3 separate regions of the Homo sapiens genome follow, and all the other regions are linked to region 3. A link is a contact called in ENCODE Hi-C or POLR2A ChIA-PET data. All regions are on one chromosome and are shown on one strand. Each heading gives the region's core, a stretch centred on a gene start or an enhancer-like site at or near the end of the contact. The rest is flanking DNA. Distances are from core to core; before and after follow the strand shown.

Region 1 (3,483 bases), core at 319-2,818, 780 kb after region 3:
ACGGAGTCTCGCTGTGTCACCCAGGCTGGAGTGCAGTCTCGGCTCACTGCGAGCTCCGCCTTCTGGGTTCACGCCATTCTCCTGCCTCAGCCTCCTGGGAGTAGCTGGGACTACAGGCGCCCACCACCACACCAGGCTAATTTCTTTGTATTTTTAGTAGAGATGGGGTTTCACCATGTTAGCCAGGATGGTCTTGATCTCCTGACCCGGTGATCCGCCTGCCTTGGCCTCCCAAAGTGCTGGGATTACAGGCGTGAGCCACTGCGCCCAGCCTTTTTTTTTTTTTTTTTTTTTTTTTTTTTGAGACAGCATCTTGCTCTGTCACTACTCAGGCTGGAGTGCAGAGGCATGATCACGACTCACTGCAGCCTCAACTTCCAGAGGCTTAAGTGATCCTCCTGCCTCAGCCTCCCAAAGTGCTAGGTTTACAGACTGAGTCCCCACACTCTGCCTTTATGGAGACTTCTTCATGCAGGCGTGATCCATTATTAACTTAATCTCCAGCCCTTTCCCCTCACCCAGAAGACGGAGGGTGAGGCTGAAAGTTTCAGGATGCTAATCATGGTTTGGTCATTCTGGTGACCAGCCCCCATCCTGAAGCTATCCAAGAGCCCACCAAGTTTGGCTTCATTAGAACAATAGGTCTTCCTGTCACCCAGAAAATTCCAAAGGATTAGGCGCTCGTATTAGGAGACAGGGTCAAAGACCAAATGGTAGAACGAAAGATGCTCCTAACATTTTTTGCTTTAGAAACTGCAAAGGTTTTAGGAGCTCTGGCCAGAAGCCAGGGGCAACAAAGATCAAAATGTATATTTCTATTTTTTTTTTTTTTTGACACAGAGTCTCGCTCTGTCACCCAGGCTGGAGGGCAGTGGTGCGATCTTGGCTCACTGCAGCCTCCGCCTCGCGGGTTCAAGTGATTCTCCTTCTCAGCTTCCCGAGTAGCTGGAATTACAGGCATGTGCCACCATGCCCAGCTAACTTTTGTATTTTTAGTAGAGACGGCGTTTCACTGTGTTGGCCAGGCTGCTCTCAAACTCCTGGCCGAAAGTGATCTGCCCACTTTGGCCTTCTAAAGTGCTGGGATTACAGGCGTGAGCCACCATGCCCGGCCTATTTCTTATTATGTCACAATATCACATCCTATCAGCAGGAGGGAGAAAAGAAAGATAAATGTTTGCCCTCTCCCTTTAAGAAAACTGCCTGGACTGGACACTGTAGCTCACCCCTGTAATCGTAACTACTCGAAGGCTGAGGCCGGAGGATCGCTTGAGCCCAGGAGTTCAAGTTTGCAGTGAACTGTAATCATGCCACTATACTCTAGCCTGGGCAACAGAGCAAGCCTCCATCTCTTACACACACACACACACACACACACACACACACACACACTTCCAAGAGGTTGCATGGGCTACTTCAGCTTGGCCAGAACTTATTTTCATGGCCATCCCTAATAACACAGGAAGTTAGGAAATGTCTTCATTCTGGATGTCACATGGCAGGAAGAATCAGATACAGGAAGAGGGTAGAATGGCTTTGAGGGGGGCGGGACTTCTGGTAGTCTCTGCTTCAGTCTTTGAAAATGGAAGCACAGTAGTGAATGTTATAGTTGACTGTGCAATACTCACTTTACCCTGATCATGGTATATTCAGGGTGGACAGACCTGGGCCCATCTGGGCCCACCTGGGCCAAGGAGATGCATGCCAGAGGGTGCGTGTGTGCGTGCACGTGTGTGTGTGCATGCACACGCACACTTAGAAAACCATAGGAAAGGCCAGGAGCAGTGGCTCACACCTGTAATCCCAGCACTTTGGGAGGCCGAGGCAGGCGGATCACCTGAGTTCAGGAGTTCGAGACCAGCCCGGCCTAAAGGGCGAAACCCCGTCTCTACTAAACATACAAAATTAGCCAGGTGTGGTGGCGCAGGCCTGTAGTCCCAGCTACTAGGGAGGCTGAAGTAGGAGAATCGCCTGAACCTGGGAGGCAGAGGTGGCAGTGAGCCAAGATTGCACCACTGCACTCCAGCCTGGGGAGACAGAGTGAGACTCTGTCTCAAAAAAAAAAAAAAAAAAAAAAAGCAAAAGCAAAAGCAAAAGCAAAGCAAACCACAAGAAAGCATGAATAGGAAATTGTCAGGCCTCTGAGCCCAAACTAAGCCATCATATCTCCTGTGCTGCACGAATACATCCAGATGGCCTGAAGCAACTGAAGATCCACAAAAGAAGTGAAAATAGCCTTAACTGATGACATTCCACCACTGTGATTTGTTTCTGCCCCACCCTAACTGATCAATGTACTTTATAATCTCCCCCACCCTTAAGAAGGTTCTTTGTAATTCTCCCCACCCTTGAGAATGTACTTTGTGAGATCCACCCCCTGCCTGCAAAACATTGCTCCTAACTCCACCGCCTATCCCAAAACCTAAAGGAACTAGTGGTAATCACGCCACCCTTTGCTGACTCTCTTTTCGGACTCAGCCCGCCTGCACCCAGGTGAAATAAACAGCCTTGCTGCACACACAAACCCTGTTTGGTGGTCTCCTCACACAACGCATGAGACAGAAATGTATCATATATCATATCCATTGCTCTGGCAACCATCTTACCTTAGGATGGTTGAATGAAGGATGAAGCCACCTCCGCAAATGGCAGAGAAAGAGAAGAAAAGATTTTGGGTGCTTGAGAAATTTAGCGGCTTGAGCCACTACATCAACCAGCCCTGAAGCTGAACCGTGTTGCAAACGTCCTGTTTTGTGAGCTAATGAGTCTCCTTATTGTCTCCGCTAGTCTGAGTTAGACCAGCTGCTGAAATCGTGATAACTGATGTAAACTCTAATAAAATGTAAGGTAATTTTTGACCAGCAGAGCATAAACCTCAACATCTGACTGGTCCCAGCAGATTTAGGCACCCTTATCTCCTTTTAGCTTTAGGAATTTCATTTGGGATTCAAATGGCTTTATCTGACAGGAACATATGCATAGCTGTTTCCAGGTAGGCTCTGATGGCCTGTATTTGATGGAGTAAGATTGGTTTTACATTTAAGAAAGGTTAAAGTAGAGGGGAACAGGCATTCTCATACATTATTGGTGGGGATATAAATTGGCTCACTCTTTTTTGGGAGGGTAATTTTTTTAAAAATGTAAATGTACATATTTTAGATTCAGTGGTTCTAATCTAAGCATTAATCCTACAACTATGTTTGTAAAAGCACACTGTATGCGCTTCAGATTCAAGCTTCTTGGTAAGACAAAAAACATTTTTAAGAAGAAAAGAAATACGAGTATACTATATATGCACCCAAGGCTGTTTATTGTGGCAATGTGTGTAGTAGCAAGTACTGAAAATAACCTAAATGTCTATTGGTAGGAATCTGTTGAAATCATAGCACACTATGATCTTACAACGCAATGGTTTAAAAAAATGAGGAGGCTGGGTACAGTGGCTCGCGCCTGTAATCCCAGCACTTTGGGAATCTGAGGCAG
Region 2 (3,804 bases), core at 134-2,633, 810 kb after region 3:
CCCCAAAACAATATTTTTAATAAAGACAGGCTCAGCCTACTGAGTAGAGAAGAAAAGACAAGCCCATAAGTGTTCCTAGCTGAACTCCCCCATTAGAAGTGGTCTGTGCCTCATCCTATGACATCTATGATTCCACAGCTTGCTGATTACAGCTGAAGACTGTTTAGATTAGGGGGTGAGGCGCGCCTTTCAGATTAGGAATATGGATATGGGATTTCAGGAGTACCACCACCACCTGACCTTGCAGCCTGTAAATTAGGGCGATGTTGAATTAGGTAACAGCATTTCGAGGGATTTCAGACATGAATGGAGAGGAGGGGCCAGGAGACAAATTTACATAGTTCAGAACTTCGTGCATTACCAGAGCAGTTCCCTCTTCCTGCTGGTCCAGGCAGCACGGTGCTTTGAATAAAGGTCAGCTAGAGGGGTCACCCGCCGATTATTCTCTTCTACTGGCAAGGAGGAGGAAGCCCCTGCCCCCTTATCCACCACAAAATCCTGGGCTTCCCCGACAGCTGCAAATTCCTCCCTGGAGATGTAAGGCTTCTGGGGTTGCCATGGTCCATGGGAGTGAAATGCTGGCCGCCCTCTGCTACCCCAGCCCCGAGCAGGCTGTTGCAGCCTTCCCTCCTGTCCCTTTCAAAAGCTTTTAAAGGAAATCCCAGGGGGGAAGGAGGATGGGACACTAACCAGGGCTTCCGTCCAAGCAGCCAGGGCGAATAAAAGGGGCTTTTCTCAAACGAACGGAGCAAACCCTGGGATCGTTTCAAAGGATTTTTAACCCGCGGTCGTTCCCGGAGGGAAGTGGGGAGCAGATACAGTTCTTCCCAAGCTTAACCTGCTCTACAGTTCCTTTCAGCATTTTCTCCAGGGACGCCTCATCCAGGGTCTTTCCCTGGAGGGAGGCGAGGGCAGAGATGATCCTTCCCAATCCCCAACTTAACCTGCTTCGGAAGCGCCTTGCAGCCTGTTTCAAAGGATTTCTCACCCTTGTCTGGCGGGAAGGGGAGGGCAAACAAATGAATCAGCCCCAAAGAGCGGGCTGAGGTCGAGGCTGAATGGGGCTCTTGGGTGTGACTTGCAAATTCTGGGAACACTTTGCAGAAATGACGAGAAGCCCCTCGGAGCAGGCCTGTGGGTTTTCCCTCGCACCTTGCTCCCCAAGCCGGGGCTCGGGAGGGTTCGAGGGCGGAGCGGCGGGCGCGCCGGGGCCAGGGTCCTCCCGGGGCCGCGGTGGGCGCAGACAAAGAGGCGGCGGGGCGGCGCGGGGCCGGGCGCGGGCCGCAGGGCCGGTGCGGACTCGAGGGGCCGGGCCGGCCGGGCCGGCCGGGCGGGCGCGGCGGCGGAGCGCTGGGAGGAGCCGCGCGGCGTCTTCTCCTGGCAGCGCGCGCCCGCCCGGCCCCGCGGCGGCGGCGGCGCGTCACGCTCTCCCCCGCCCCGAGCCGACGAGCCGGGAGGCGGGAGGCGGCGGCCGCGGCGGCTGCTGCTGCTGCAGTGGGACAGGTGGCGGCGACCGGCGGCGTCCGAGGAGGTGAGCAGGGGGCGGCGCGGGCCCTCTCCCTTTCCCGGCACCCCCTGCTCCCCTGCCGGCTTCCCGGCCTGCGGGGCCCGCCCAGGGTCGGGTCGGGGGTCGAAGCCCGGCGTCCGGGAGCGGGGCCGAGCCTCGCGCGCCGGAGCCGTCCGGGAGGGGACCGCGGGAGTCTCGGGTGGCCGGCGCCGGAGGCCGGGGGTCCCTGGGGGGCTCCTCCGGAGCTGGAAAAGTGGCGGCCCTGTCAGCGCCGAGCCGGGCCTTCGCTTCCTCCGCCCGCCTCAAGATGGAGCTTGGACTCCTTGCCCCTGCGCCGCCCCAGGCGCCGCTCTCTCCCTGGCGCCCCGCTCCCTCTCCTGGGCCCCGGGGCGGATGTGGGATCGGCCGGACCCCGGGAGGCCGAAGCCGGGCGGGACCTGTTGCCCCGGGCGCCGCGCCTGTCACCTGAGCATTCCTCAGGCCCCGGGTGCCCGGCGCCCGCGATCCGGCATGGAGGGCACCCTGGCCCGGCCTCCCCCGCTGCCCCGGCTTTTGTTTTCCTCTCAAGTGGGGCTGTGATTCTCGGAGACCGGGGAAGGCTGGAGGTGGCCAGATCGCTCTCGGGTTTCCGAAATCACACCGCTGCCCGGTAATCCGAACCTTCTACCGCGGCAGGGGATTGGCGCGGAAGGCAGATGACACTTGTTCAGAGGTTATTTTACAAGCAGAACCTAGCGATTGCCCGAATTGGAAGGTCCTGCCTTTCAAAAATCGGGTTTTGATTCGGGGGTGAATCCTGAATCCGGCTGTTTCTCCACTTCATGTGGCTTTTCCATCTGGCAGGAGCCGAGCGCCACCCCCTCCTCCCTGCACAGCCCCACCTCTTTGGTATGAAGAAATTACACGTTGTCCGTCATCGGTTTAGATACCTGTTTTTAGCAAAACTTGGGCGCCAGTGAACTGTTTTTTAAAACAAAGGGTGGAGAAGATTCTGTAATTGTGTGTGTGTGATTCAGCAGCCTGGCCTTCTTCCTCTTTTAGGACAGTGGCCCCTAGCAGCTCTATAAGTATTAAGTGCTGTGGCCACTGCTGTCATTAGGGTTATGATTCTGGCTGTTCTTATTATTTGATTTGTGTCACTACTGTTAGCGATGGTATCCACGAATCAGGAGAGTATCCCAGAGTCAGGAATGTGTTTGTTTGACTTTTAGATTTAATGATAACCTTTAGCAAGAATCCCCAGGCATGTCGCTTCTCAGACTTGGGGCCTTTTTTTCTCTGTAAATTATAACAATGAACATTTATTGAAGGCATCTTGTGGCCAGGCTCTGGGCTAGCTTTTTATGTGTTTTATTTCATTTAATCAACCCTAACCCAGTGAGCGTGCTGTCGTCATGTGCATTCGGCAGGAGGGTCATAGAAAGGTCAAGTAACTTGACCAGGGTTATACAGCTAAGCACCTGAAGTCAGAATACCTTTTACCAGCATGTGAACTCAGGTATTCTGACTTCAGGTGCTTAGTTATTCGATTAGTATAGGGAATCTGTGGCAAAAAGCAAGGCTAGTCTGTCTGTCTGTCTATCCATCCATCAATCAATCAATCAATCAATGAGAGGGAGCCTCAATCTGTCCCCCCGGCCAGAGTGCAGTGGCGTGATCTCAGCTCACTGCAATCTCGGCCTCCCAGGTTTAAGCGATTCTCGTGCCTCAGCCTCCTGAGTACTGGAATTACAGGTGCCCGCCACCACGCCCGGCTAATTTTTGTATCTGTGGTAGAGATGGGGTTTCACCACGTTGCCCAGGCTGATTTCGAACTCCTGGGCTCAAGTCATCCACCTGCTTTGGGCTCCCAAAGTGCTGGGATTACAGGTGTGAACTACCGCACCTGGCCCCAAGGCTGGTCTACATTAAAGCAAAGTTGAAGTGGGTAATTGCTTGGCCAAAGGCTTGTGCCCGATTTTTAAGGTTCAGAGAAAGCAGTTAAGTACATCTTCCCACTAGACCTAGTTCAAAGGGGAAAACTGAAACCGGGTGGGACCCTGGGTAGGTATTTTGCCTGAAGATCAAGATTTTGCCCTTCCCTATTTTTTCAATCATTGCTTCAGCTCCAGCTTGCACTTCAGCATGACATAAGCTAATCTGGTTTCTGTCCTATTGAGGAGTTTAGAATCTGATATCCTTATCTCTTTTTTTTTTTTTGACATGGAATTTCACTCTTGTTGCCTAGGCTGGAGTGCAATGGAGTGATCTCGGCTCACTGCAACCTCTGCCTACTGGGTTCAAGCGATTCTCCTGCC
Region 3 (3,583 bases), core at 210-2,709:
GTCTGTGAAATCAGGTACTAAGGAGATCACTGTGATGCCAAAAATATAGCCTGACTTCCCAGCAGGTTCACACTGAAAGATAAAACCATCTTCAATGAAGTAAGTCCTGGTTTAAACATAAAATATCTTTTGGAATTATGTAATATAATTTAAAAAATCATGAAAGATAGGATAACATCAAATTTACCCTTTGAAAATTGCCAGGCGTGGTGGCTCATGCCTGTAATCCCAGCACTTTGGGTGGCCGAGGCAGGAGGATGACCTGAGGTCAGGAATTCGAGACCAGCCTGGCCAATATGGCAAAACCCCGTCTCTACTAAAAATACAAAAAATTAGCCGGATGTGGTGGCGGGCACCGGTATTCCCGGCTACTCGGGAGGCTGAAGCAGAAGAATCACTTGAACCCGGGAGGCAGAGGTTAAAGTGAGCCGAGATCGCGCCACTGCCCTCCAGCCTGGGTGACAGAGAGAGACCTTGTCCCCCCTACCCCCCTCCCCCACAAAAATAAAAAAAGTAAAAAAAAATTGGTAGGTATACTTAGGAAGCTCCAATGAGATGTAACGCCTCCTGGCAGATCTGTTATTCCAAGGGCAGATCCATTTCCTGGGTTGTGGAGGCCTAAGTGATAGTGCCAGGGAAGTCCCTTTACTGTGAGCCAGAACTCCTGGAGGTAAATCGAGTAGCTGGAAAGACCTTAAAGGTTAACTATGCTGAAGAATGTGGCCTGCACAGTGCGCATGAAATGGGCTGGGGTCCCACGGGGAGGAGAGCGAGTTCCCTTTGGTCCTTCAAAAGTAGGGCTGGGTGGCTTGCGCCTGTGATCCCAGCACTTTGGGAGGCCGAGGAAGGAGGATCGCTTGAGGCCAGGAGTTCGAGATCAGCTTGGGCAACACAGTGAGACCCCCCCACCCCACGTCTATTAAAAAAAAAACGAGTATCTCCGCAAAAGCCTAGCAAGGGCAGTGCTGACCTCTACTACGTGCCAGGCCTGAAACAGCACCTGATGCGTGCTCACAGCTCCATTCCGCTCAGTTTTGTACATGAGGATCCTTCCGTTTCGCCTTGGGCCTCCGTGGAACCGTTATCTCCAGGACGGTAGTCTCTCCTCTCCCCTGCCCTGAGTGCCTGAACAGCCCCAGGGCCGACCCACAGCACCTAGCGTAAACCAGGTCCCGAGAAAACTGAGCTCGGGTGTCACGGCCGGCCCCACCCCACCGCCAGCGCGGCCTCAGGTAAACTGGCTGCGCCACTCGGGGTCGCAAGTCGGGAAAAACCCAGGCGTCCCGGCTCGCAGTCCTCTCTCCGGAGCCTTTGACAGTCGTCGGCAGCCGTAGGGTTACCTGGCTTCTCCGCAGATGCTTACCTGGTCTCAGGACCCGACTCGTGCCCTCAACGTTCTAGGGATATCCAAATCACCTCAGCGGAGGATTCGCAATCGCGATCCCTGATCTGCGCACGCGCCGTACTCCGATCGCGGTTTCTCTTATCTACCAGAGGCTCATGTTTACTCACTGCGCATGCGAGAAACTGAAGCTTCTTTCCCTCGTGGCAGCGGCTGGCTCCCAGAGAGCCAATCAGAGAAGAGAGTTTCACAGCAATCCCGCCCCCTTGTCACTCCCCCGGGGTTGGATGTCTCTCTTTGGTTGGAGCTGCGCGAGGGGGAACGGCGAGGTGGACGCGCGCGCCATGCGAGGCTGTCTCCGCCTCCTTCCGGGCAGCCAATCACTGGAGAGACGCCGGGCGCGCGCGCGCTCCCTCGGGTAACGGTCGCGAGAGGCCGCTTGCATGACCCTGACATCGGCAGCGGGAGCGGCGGCCAGGTAAGCGGCCACCAGCCTGCAGGGAGCTGTAGGCCGCTGGGGACAGGAGACGAGACTTAGGAGACACTGTCTTAGCGGCCCCTTGAGTGTGGTGATGGGCTGGGGTGTGGGGTGACGGCTGCCGATTGGCCTGACCCCCTCGGAGCCCTTCGGCGTGTGGGAGCTCTGCCCGGCCGCGGTGCGCCTTTTCTAGACTCGGCGCCCTTGAGTGACACTCGCGCGGCCCAATCGCAGATCGCTCTTCCTGAGGGGCGGGGGGTTTGTGGGGTTTTTTTAATTTTTCCCCCCATTTTTTGCCAAGGTGCCCCGGTTTCCTTTTGGAATCGCGGTTGTAGTTGCAGGAGCGGTGGCTTTTCTCCGTCCTCCCTGCTTTCCGTAGCTTAGGCGACTGCATAGATTCTCCCTCTCCTTCCCACTTTGACCCGATAGCCGCCACCAGCCATTGCGGGCTGACTGTGAGCTCAGAATGTCGGGATCTGGCCTCATCCCCATCTGAAATCTCTTCCTCTCCCCCAAGCCTCCCGTCAAGGCGGAGCGCCCAGTTAACTTTCATGTTTCATAACCATCAATCGTTCCTTTTCCCCAGCTCCCTTTTTTTGCTAGGGGGTAGGGACACCAAAAGCGTCATATCTTGTTGCTGGGAAATATAAAAGCTCTGCTCTTATATTCATTCTGTATCAAGTTAAAAAAATTTTTTTTTGCATTGTATTTGTGGGTGTTTAAGGATTTTTCCCTCTTACTTCCCTGCCCTCCCCCCAGCACCTCCACCCCAAATGGAGAAGCATCTTTGAATTTCTAGTGGTTTTCCATCTGGATCTGCATCCGGATCCGGATTACCTTAGCAGGGGAAATAATAGATGGGGTTGCAGGTTCATCTCCCTGGAGAGCTTGTGTTTTCCTGGTGTAATAGCATGGTGATTGGAATCCAGGTATTTCTGTTGCCAGTTGGAAGGGGCAGTCCTTGACTGTTTCAATGCCCCATTTGTCGTGGGTGATGGGCTGAGCCACTGGGGAAAAGTCCATTTAGTTAGGTCCGGTTACCCTTTGCATTCACTCCTGTCCCTGAAGGAAATGGTCCCTGTTTTTGTGTAATGCTTTATAAAAGCAGGCCCTAGAAAGTGGGAATCTAGCAGAAGCGGAATACTAGATAATATTCCTGTTGCACTCTCTAAGCTTTTCAGTTTGTAAGCAGCTGAAGTTTTCTTTCTTTCTCCTTTTTCCTCTTGCTCCCTTGCTCTTTTATAAGTGCATGAATTCCCCAGGAAGGAGGCATCTTGTTTGACCTGTTACAGCCAATTTGCCATGGTATATATCCAGCTTCACTGAAATTTTAGTTGGCCTGGCAAATAATTTTTTTATTTTTATTTTTATTTTTTAAGAGATGGGGTCTTGGTCTGTTGCCCAAGCTGGAGTGCAGTGGCAGGATCATAGCTCACTGCAGTCTTGAACTCCTGGGCTGAAGTGATCCTCCCACCTCAGCCTCCAGAGTAGCTGGGACATGCTCCCAGTAGCTGCAGGCAGGCTCCAGTGTGCCCAGTGGTTTATTTTCTAAGAATAGCTGCACAGAGACAAAAGACCATATATATAGTTCAAAATGTACTTCCAGACAATGGGGAAGCTATGGTTGTTAACAGTTTAATTGGCTCTTTTTAATACAAATTAAATATTAAGTAGTTCAGTTCTTCTTGTCTCTGTATAAGTCAACAAACATATATACTTGGTAGAATTTATTAAACAAATGAACAAGGCATGCAAGTATTCCA

The links. A loop is a pair of places that touch in the nucleus more often than their neighbours do. ChIA-PET counts read pairs that join two places held with the same protein, here RNA polymerase II (POLR2A). Pooled maps may share reads with other maps.
Region 1: a pooled map shows a loop between it and region 3 (5-fold over the local background). The contact joins the enhancer-like site here to the promoter of MTRFR in region 3. A Hi-C loop is called at or near these places in 2 of 50 pooled maps. POLR2A ChIA-PET finds 5 or more read pairs at or near these places in 2 of 52 experiments (T-cell and naive thymus-derived CD4-positive, alpha-beta T cell).
Region 2: a map with no recorded cell type shows a loop between it and region 3 (7-fold over the local background). The contact joins the promoter of CLIP1 here to the promoter of MTRFR in region 3. A Hi-C loop is called at or near these places in 3 of 37 single-sample maps with no recorded cell type and 3 of 50 pooled maps.

The regions. Positions count from the first base shown.
Region 1 is chr12:122,452,141-122,455,623 of GRCh38, reverse strand. No RefSeq gene overlaps it. Among named protein-coding and RNA genes, the nearest start is that of CLIP1, 31 kb to the right of the region's middle. Within about 2 kb of position 1,568, at least 7 of the 41 ENCODE cell types and tissues checked have a DNase peak (open chromatin) inside an H3K27ac peak, as active enhancers do.
Region 2 is chr12:122,420,248-122,424,051 of GRCh38, reverse strand. CLIP1 (CAP-Gly domain containing linker protein 1) reads left to right here and starts at 1,383. Exons shown (of 26, transcript NM_001247997.2): 1 at 1,383-1,531. RefSeq lists an enhancer at 108-207 and silencers at 1,317-1,666, 1,687-2,086.
Region 3 is chr12:123,231,312-123,234,894 of GRCh38, reverse strand. MTRFR (mitochondrial translation release factor in rescue) reads right to left here and starts at 1,459. Exons shown (of 3, transcript NM_152269.5): 1 at 1,364-1,459. It overlaps MPHOSPH9 (M-phase phosphoprotein 9), which reads left to right and starts at 1,754. Exons shown (of 24, transcript NM_022782.4): 1 at 1,754-1,820. RefSeq lists an enhancer at 1,742-1,981.